Regions from separate parts of the Homo sapiens genome. Here region 2 is linked to region 1. A link is an interaction called in ENCODE POLR2A ChIA-PET data of the cell type or tissue named here. Cell type or tissue: CD4-positive, alpha-beta T cell. All regions are shown on one strand.

What was found. ChIA-PET counts read pairs that join two places held together with the same protein. Peaks named below come from ENCODE experiments on the same cell type or tissue, not always from the same donor. Only the 100,000 strongest peaks of a DNase experiment are listed, where the experiment ranks them.
Region 2: POLR2A ChIA-PET joins it to region 1 with 13 read pairs; 8 of 35 experiments call an interaction of 5 or more read pairs at or near these places.

The regions. Positions count from the first base shown.
Region 1 is chr6:13,694,840-13,699,839 of GRCh38, forward strand. RANBP9 (RAN binding protein 9) reads right to left here. Exons shown (of 14, transcript NM_005493.3): 2 at 1,946-2,057. Among named protein-coding and RNA genes, the nearest start is that of RANBP9, 14 kb to the right of the region's middle. In CD4-positive, alpha-beta T cell, no CTCF peak of the experiment used is centred here; no DNase peak of the experiment used is centred here; H3K27ac peaks cover 2,529 bases.
Region 2 is chr6:13,806,682-13,811,681 of GRCh38, forward strand. MCUR1 (mitochondrial calcium uniporter regulator 1) reads right to left here. Exons shown (of 9, transcript NM_001031713.4): 2 at 244-363. Among named protein-coding and RNA genes, the nearest start is that of MCUR1, 5.4 kb to the right of the region's middle. In CD4-positive, alpha-beta T cell, no CTCF peak of the experiment used is centred here; no DNase peak of the experiment used is centred here.

The DNA of each region.
Region 1 (5,000 bases):
AAAACATAGTATATATAGAGTTCAGTACTATCTGCAGTTTCAAGCATCCACAAAGGGTCTTGCAATGTATCCCCCACAGATAAGGGGAGTCTCCCATATCAACTGCGATGCTGGTTATATGACTATACATGTTTGTCAAAACTCACAGAACAGTACACTAAAAAGAATAAAGTTTACTATGTGTAAAATATACCTAATTTTAAAAACAAAAGAAAAAGGGTAAGGTATCCTGGCTACAAAGAGACTGAAAAATGACCCAAGAGCTAGTCAGATCTGAGGGGTCCTGTTAAGAAGCTCTACATTTTATCCTTGAAGCAACAGATATCTCAAAAAACGGGTAGAGGCAACTCAGTTTTTTATTACTAAGAACCCTGACAACAGTTATAGACTAGAATAAGAGCAAAACAGGCAGCAACTGGAGACCCATCAACCAACTATCTGAGAGTAATTCAGCAGATAAATAATTGAGATCTGACAAAGGGAGAGGCAGTAGAGATGAACAGAAAAGTTAAAAGCAGGAAATTCTCAAGTTTCTAGCAATAGTGAAACCACCAACCAAATGTTTTTTTTTTTTTTTTTTTTTTTTCAGAAAAAGATTTTAAACAAGCTAAATTTAAATGCCTGTGGGACATTCAAATGCAAACATTTGGTTAGACACATTGTCTGGAGCTCGAGGGAATAAGCTAAGATGTAGCATTAGATTTGAGAATCATCAGGGTATTTGCAGCCAAATATGAGGTCAAGTTCATATAATTTGAAGTATAAAAAGAATCAGCTTACTGATTATACAGCTTGTAAAGTGAGAAATGGTGACAATCGTGTGCCTATTTCAATATGGGCCTCTCTCAACCACTCTATCCTTGGCATCTCTGATTTTCTCTTTGGCTTGATTACCCTAAGAAAACTGAGGCAGTTACATAAAAAGCTGTCACTGAATTCCAAGTTTTTATTTTCTGTTGCTCATACTGTTGACATCGAGAATATTCAGCCGATAAAGGAGTAATCTACTGAATACACTTATTTGGTTAATTAAACACAGGAGGACCACTAAGAGGGGTTTGATTTGAGGTCCATCTGACTGACCTCACAGGGCAACTTATCCACACAGCTCAATAAGCTTTGTCTTGGTAACTCAACTAAAGACCCTATGACTGCTTTAAGAGACCTCTGATATGCAATAAAGTTATCAGGAAATACTATAGGATAGATCCAATGATTCTAGGTAATTAGTGCTTAACCAGGGATAGGCACCAAAATTCAGTGTGGAGCTTTCTCAAAATGCCTATCTTGCCCAAAGCTCTACTTCTGAAAATCCTAATTTAGGAACTTTTGGGGTAAGGCCCAAAAATTACTATATTTTTAATAGTCTCATAAGTGAATTCTGATACCCATACAAACCACACACCAATCCCAAGCTGAAAAGCAATGATATAAAATTTGGTTCCAGGCCCTACCATGGAATTCTCATTTGGAAATTTCTAAACCACATCCTAAACCTTGAAAATCTCCTCTAGTTGAGAGCATACAAATACACATTTCCCAGCTGAAACCTAAAATTCTAAGTCCAACATCTGTAAAATACCTATGAATCACCAACTGACTATGATTACTAGTTTGAGAGGATTTAACTTCTTAGCAGAATTCACGAAAAAGCAGTGTAAGAAAAGTCATGGAAAATGAGTCACCATCCCTTCATTCCTTAATTCCAAATTCTCCATTTTAATAATAAACCTACCAGAAAAGCTTAGTTAATATCACCAACTCAAGCTTTAACTTCAGCTAGTATTTAAGCATAACCAGATCCAATCTGTTATACTGAAATATTCAGATTCCACTTTTCCAATTAGCAAAATTTCCAGGATTCCAACTTTCCAATTACATCATAAACATTATGAACCAAAACAAAAAAACTAGCAAACGATTTTTCTCACCAAAATTTACTTACCCATCTCTTCCCTTACTGACAATTTTTACTTCAAAATAATAAATCCCACAGGCTGCTGGTATTGGATGCGTGGCTCGAACTGACGCGGCATCTTTTGGGGTTTTGCCATGACCTGCATAGAAACAGGAAGGAAAAAAGAAGTCACATGAGATATTCACTGAAAGATGAAAACCTTAAACAATTCAGGAACATATAGGTTTTTGGAATGATGTATTATTTCTGCTCCTATCAGTTCAAATACTCAATAAAACGTTTATCATCACCATGAACCCAATATGCAAAATAGCCCAAGTTAACCACAGAACTCTTCACACTATTACTAGTTTTATTAAGATTGCAGAATCCAAATATGGAAATTGAACCTAGCAGCCTTTTATGCAAATTAAATAAAAGACATTATAGAGTACACTATATTTTTAAGAGGAAAAAGGCTGTATGAAGAACATGAGAGAAAGATCTCAATTTTATCAGGTCTAAATTTGCATATAACTTATATAATTTCTGTACACTCTTGCCAAAGTCCTGGCTCTTTAAACCAGAAGCATCTGTATTGTATATTTCTAAGTGAAATCTTACACAATTAGATTGAATTGGCAAAACAGCTTTCTTAAGAATTTACAGTTTTGTTCTTTGGTATAGTCTTATTAATTAAAGCTGATTCATAAAATCTCTTGGGCCAATAATAGCTTATTGAGAAATACATCTAATTTCTAAACGTATTTTTTTCTTTTTAAACAACAGAAGTAACACCATGCCACTGCTGACACTTTAGAAAATCTTTTAGATAATGGCTTTCAAACTTTTTAAACCAGCTATTCCTCAATTCTAATCCCACAGGGTTTGCTAAACTCACAATCACTTCCCCTACCTCTCGCCCAAGACACAAATTACCTTGAAAGCTAGCATGTAGACAATATTAAGAGAAAATATGTCCACAAAACCATGGAAGAATAAAGAAAGAAGTTGAAGTAGCATGTCAGAAAGTACTCATAGAGTATGAGTGAGACAAGTCTCCATATCCCCAAAAGGACTGCATGAGAAACAATACTCTAAATCATTATTGGGGTGTTCTAGTTAAATATGCTCCACGCAATACAAACTTCGCATTAATCTTTCAGTCATACTATAAAATTATCTTCATGGGTAGCAGAATTCTCCTTAAATTTATGATTGTTTTAAAACTAAATACCTTCTTGTAAGTCAAAAATTGTATCTTAAGATATACAATCATCACACATGAATGAGATCATATCCTCCCTTACCACACACTTGACCAAATTTATCAAATTTCCAACACATGCCTTATTACTATTAAACACTTAAGTTTACACTTGCAATGCAAATTAGTACATGTTCACACCCCCCACTCCCCCCACAAAAAAATGGAATGAATTCTGCCACTCCTTCCATTACCATGAAAACTTGGGTTATGGGCAGAAGTTCTTTTAGCCTGGTGACCATAAGGAGTCAACAAGCTTGGCTAGGCAAGACAAAAATGGAAGCAACAGTATTTACATGCATCAAAACTACTTCAACATATGATGCAGGTAATAGATTTACACTGAGCTAAGCAGCAGAAAAGAAACAATTGCACAAGTCTGTGCACTAGTCACTTTTTAATAAAATTTAATTATGGTGGCAGTAAAACACATTTTTCAGTCAAAATATGTTCAAATAATTAAGTTACCTGAGAAAAGGCCATGGAAACTACATATTTAAAAATTAGATTGTTACAAATAAATCTATAGAAAACTATCTAAACAAAATCTAACTGCAGTTCTAAATCCACTGATTTTTTAAGGGGAGTGACCCAAACTTTTAGTGATAAAGTAATCCCAAAGTATTCTTAATAACAAATAATAGTTACATATATTTAATACCGTGTGAAAGGCACTGCTCTAAGAGCATTAAGTTTATTAACTCATTTAATATCCAAAACAACCCCATGAGGTAGGTACTATCTATTATCATTTCACAGTTGAGGAATCCAAGGGAAGATAATGAAACTCGCCCAAAGTCATACTGCTAAAAGCGAATTCCAAACCAGGATTTGTGCTGGGATTTAAATTCAAGAAACCTGATCTAGTGTGAGCTCTGAACCCACATGAAGGATTTAGTTACAATGAACATTCGGGGATCACTTCACATATCCCCATGTCCTATTCTGACTACTTCTACGGGAAAAGAGAAAGAAACCAATATTTGAAAGTAAACAGTCTCTCAAAGAGTTGGGTGCTTTTGTATGGATTTTTCTCTTTCAACATTTACGAAATAGGTATTATTTAACCTCACTTTTTGAAATGAAGAAATCTGTAATCTGTCATGGGCCTACAGAAAAAAAAATAAAATGTTTACACATTATATACCCAGCCCCAAATTGGTAGAAACATATATTAGATCCATGCATGAATTAAAATCCCATACATTTTTCCATTATGCAAAAATTACTATAAAGTACCAGTTATAAATCTTCAAGGATCCATTATATTTGTTAGGATTCACTAATTGCAGATAAATTCTGTAAATATTAAAACTAAAAAGATTTGTTTCATGTTTAAATTAAAATTTAAATTAGATGTAAAAGGTATAAGGAAAAGTTTAAATGCAAGATTATAAGGTTTCATATTATTTCTTAAATGAGACCAGTCCAAGTTGAGTATCCCTTATCTGACATGCTTGGGACCAGAAGTGTTTTAGATTTTTTTCAGATTTTACAATATTTGTGCATACTTACCAGTTGAGCATCCTAAATCCAAAAATCCAAAATCTAAAATGTTTCATTGGGCATTTCCTTTGAGCCGGGCGTGGTGGCTCATGCCTGTAATTCCAGCACTTTGGGAGGCTGAGGCGGGCGATCACTTGAGGTCAGGAGTTCAAGACCAGCTTGGCCAACATGGTGAAACCCTGTCTGTACTAAAAATACAAAAATTAGCCTGGCATGGTAGTGTGCGCCTGTAATCCCAGCTACTCAGGAGGCTGAGGCACAAGAATCGCTTGAACTTGGGAGGCAGAAGTTGCAAGGGCCTGACAGCGCCACTACACTCCAGCCTGAGCA
Region 2 (5,000 bases), 110 kb after region 1:
TCGGGAGGCTGAGGTGGGAGGATGGCTTGAGCCTGGGAGGCAGGTTACAGTGAACCAAGACTGCGCCACTGCAATCCAGCCTGGGTGACAGAGCCAGAGCCTGTCTCTAAATAAATTAATTAATTAAACACAAATAAAAAATAGAAGTCAAAGAGGAACATGAGAAATTAAATGAAACCATAAGAGAAGTCATAATTTAAAGTGTTTTTCTAAGGCACTAAATGACGAATGACAGAGGATTACCATTGTCTTCCAGTAAGCACACTAAGGCATGAGTGTCGAAGTAGAGTTTCCTGCTCCCAGAAGAGGTGAAATCTCTCCTTTTGCGCTCCAGCTGCAGGGATCCAGCAGACAAGCTTAGCTCTAGGGTGGAAAGGACAGTAAGCTCAAAACAGACTTCATGCAAAACAAAAGCAACTCAGCACCCAGAGAAAATAAGGCATACCCCAAAGCCTTCGTGGTACTTTATAACAGCTTCGTTGAGATATACAATTCACCCAATTTCAAGCATACAGTTCAATAGGTTTTGGCATAGAGTTGTGCTACCATCCCACAATCAAATTTAGAATACTTTCATCACTGTCAAGACAAATTGTACCCCTTAGCTGTCACCTTCCAATTCCCCCAGCCCTTCTCAACTGCCCCCAACCATACCCAGGACAAGCACTGGTCTATTTGCTGTCTCTTTTGTTTACCTACTCTGAAGATTTCATAGAAATGGAATCATATAATATATATAGTCTTTTGTGACTGGCTTCTTTCACTTAGCATGTTTTCAAGGGTCATCCGTGTTGTAGCACGTCAGTACTTTTATTTCTTTGTATTGCTGAATACTCCTCCATTGTATAGCTACAGTAAATTTTGTGTATCCATTTACTAGTTGAAGGATGCTTGAGCTGTTTCTACTTCTTAGCGATTACGAATTACATGGACGTTGTTTTCAATGATCTTCAGAATATACTTAGGAGTAGAATTGCTGGATCATATGATAACTCCATGTTTGTTTTAGCAACTGCCAGACTGTTTTCCAAAGCAGCTATACCATTTTACACTCCTTCTAGCAGCGCACGAGGGTCTCAATTTCTCCACATCCTCACCAACCCTTGCTATTATCTGGGTTTTTAAAAAATTATAGTCATCCTATTGGGCGTAAAGTGGTATCTCACTGTGGTTTTAATCAGCATTTCCCTGATGACTAATGATGCTGAGCATTTTTTATGGGCTTGTTGGCCATTTGGATATCTTCTTTGGAGAAATGTGTATTCAAGTCAGCTATGGTTTGAACGTGTTTCCCAAAGTTTATGTGTTGAAAACTTAATCCCCAAAGCAACAGTGTTGAGAGGTGGGTCCTTTAAGGGATGATGACTAGGCTATCAGGAGGGCTCTGTTCATGAATGGATTAATGCTGCTATCCTGGGGGTAGGTTTCTGATAAAAGAATGAGTTTGCCACCCCTTCCCCGACACGTGTGCTGTTCTGCCTTCTGCCATGTTATGAAGCAGCACGAAGGGCCTGACCAGATGTGGTCCCCTCAATCTTGAACTTCCTAGCCTCCAGAATTGCAAGAAATGTGTCTCTTTTCTTTATAAAGTACCAGTCTGTGGTATCTCCTTATAGCAGCACAAAACAGACTAAGGCAAAGTCCTTTGCCCATTTTTAATAGGGTTGTCTTTCTATTACTGAGCTGTAAGAGTTCTTCATATATTCTAGATACAAGCTCCTTATCTGATTATGATTTGAAAATATTTTCTCCCATTCTGTCGGTTGTCTTTTCACTTTTCGATACTGTCTTTTGAAGCACAGAAGTTTACTTTTGATGAAGTCCAATTGATCTGTTTTTTCTTTTGTTGCCTGTGCTTTTTTCTTTTGTTGCTTGTGCTTTTGATAACATACCTAAGAAACCACTAGGTAATCCAAGTACATGAAAATTTACACCCATGTCTTCTAAGAGTTTTATAGTTTTAGCTCTTACATTGAGGTCTTTTCCTCATTTTGGATTAGTGTTTTAAATGGTGTGTGGTAGTGGGTTCAGCTTCATTCTTCTCCATGTAGATATCTAGTTGTCCCAGCACCATTCCCTCCACTGAAATGTCTTGTCACTCTTGTTGAAAATCAGTGGGCTGTAAGCATGAGGCCTTGTGTCTGGGCTCTCCATTCTAATGCATTGATCTATGTGTTTGTCCTTACGCCAGTGCCACACTTTCTTGATTACTTTTAAGTTTGTTTTAAGTTTGACATCAGAAAGTGTTTTTTTTGTTGTTGCTCTTGACGTTTTTTTAAGACAGGGTCTCGCTCTATTGCCCAGGATGGAATGCAGTGGTGCAAGCATAGCTCACTACAGACTCGACCTCAGCCTCCCAAGGTGTGGGTTATAAACTCTGTTGTTTGCCAAGATTGTTTAGCTATTCTTGTTTTCTTGTATTTCCCTATGAATTTTAGGATCTGTGTGTCAATTTCTACAAGAAAACCACTTGGGATTTTGATAGGGATGTGTTACATTTGTAGATCAGTTTGAAAAGTACTGCCACCTTAATATTAAGTATTCAGATCAATGAACATGGATGTCTTTCCATTTATTTAGGAACATTATACTTTAAAGTACATTATACTTTAAGTACATTGTACTTTTTATAAGTTGCTGGATTTGGCTTGCTAGTATTTTGTTAAGGATTTTCTCATCTTTAATCATAAGAGATATCGGTCAATAGCATTCTTTTCTTGTAATGTCTTTGCAAAAGCCTATCTTTAGAGAGCTATGTTCTAACAATTTTTACATTACCTTTTCTATAAGTTTTTGTGCATTTAGCCACAGATCCAATCCATTCTGTAAACTTCTTGTTTCAAGGTACTCATCTGAGGGAGGTGGTATAGTATATGGTACAGTTGGCTTTTGGATTTTATGAACTGCTAAAATCTTTTTTTTTTTAATTGGGTCAGGTGAACTAGTTCATGGTTGTAATTCCAATACTTTGAGAGGCCAAGGTGGGAAGATCACTTGAGGCCAGGTATTCGAGACCAACCTGGGCAACACTGCAAGACCTCCTCTCAAAAAAAAAAAAAAAAATTAGCCGAGTGTGGTGGTGTGTGCCTGTATTCCCAGCTACTCCCAGCTACTTGGGAGGCTGAGGCAGGAGGATGGCTTGAGCCCAGGAGTTTGAGGCTGCAGTGAGCTATGATTGCACCACTGCACTCCAGCCTGGGTGACAAAGCAAGATCCTGTATCGAAAAAAAAAATATTTAAAGGCCGGGCGTGGTGGCTCACGCCTGTAATCCCAGCACTTTGGGAGGCCGAGGCAGATGGATCATGAGGTCAGGCATTCACGATCAGCCTGGCCAAGATGGTGAAACCCCGTATCTACTAAAAATACAAAAATTAGCCATGCGTGGTGGCAGGCACCTGTAATCCCAGCTACTCGGGAGGCTGAGGCAAGAGAATTGCTTGAACCTGGGAGGCGGAGGTTGCAGTGAGCCAAGATCGCACCACTGCACTACAGCCTAGGTGACACAGCGAGACTTCATCTCAAAAAAAAAAATTAATTAAAAATAAATAAACAATATTTGAGTTGCCAATTTTTAATTGTGTCATGAAAGAACTTTTAAATATAGCTGCTTACTACTACTATTAAATATTGTACTAAAAAAGACATTATGACACCAAAAGAAAAAAAAAGATGAACAATCAAAAGAACTTCCATTTAATCAACTTAGTATATGAAAATCTTGCTACATATTTGTCATTACTTTTCTAATTTTGCCGTTAACTGGCACCAGTCTGAGGTCTGGTGTTGTAGAAGTCTGGTAGGAGCAAGAAGGGTCACCTGCCAACTCAAAGGTCAAAGGTTTCCCCAGCAGGCCTCTGAATGACCAGAAAGATGCTCCAGCTGATCAGCTTCCACTCTCAGTCCTTCACCCCGATTACCCTATAATGAAATCGAGAGTAAACAAAACAAAAAAATGGACTGAACCCTACAAATGTGACGCTTTGCTGCAGCCTATGGGAGTTGTTCCCAGCCTACTCACAGCTTGGGAAGGGGAGGGTAGCTGTGGTCACTGTAAGCATCCAGATGAGTGCAAGAGATGCAATAATCCATATCTGTATCAAGAACCATTTGCAGACTGACACAATATAAAGTGCAATGACTTATGTGTGTTTGTGTTTGTTGGTAAAACTGGGCCCTGAGATTCAAAGAACCACTGTGCTATGACAGGAGGTCCTTGACCTGGCATACAAAGCCCTTGCTATTTATGACCACGCTTATCCTTTCAGCTTTCTTTCTAGCAACCTAAGCTATTCTATTTCCTGCAATTGCATGCTTAAGCATGGCTTGCTCCCCTTTCCCAATCGTTAAACTTTAAGCATTCTTTTTACCCTTCTTCATTAAATTGCCAATTTACTGAGTATACATTATGTTCCAGGTGTGGCATTTTCTTTTTTACACTTTATGGTTCTCTCTGCTTCCTCCACCCAGCTAAGGGAGCAACCTTTATTGAGCCCATACCTGTGTTCTCAGCTCAGTACAGATAGCTCATCGTAGCACTTACTACATTATTTCCTCATCTGTATCATCTATTTGTCCAAGCTGCCCAGGAGCAGCCAGTCTTGCTCATTTTTTATCTTTAGCATCTGGCAAGGGGCCTGGCATACAGCAGGCTAGGAATAATTTTTTTTTTTTGGTAATTGAACTGTAATGACTTCTACAATCTGGATTATGAAACTGTCTAGAGGGAAAATTTGAGATGAATTCCTTTCTCCTCAGTTCTTCCCTTTTCACATAAACGAGCTCACTTAAATCTGGTACCTCTTTTTTAGTTTATTTCCAGTCCTGAGACTAAAACTGGCCTCCATGAGAAGAGACCCAGGATGTCTGCCCAACACAGAAGAGACCTAGCCTGAGAAACAGTGGGAGTGAAGGAATGAAAGCACTTCTCCAGGGGACCTCCTAAGGACCACCTCACCTGCCCCAGAACTCTACTGGACTGCCCCATGTGTCAGGGAGCTCG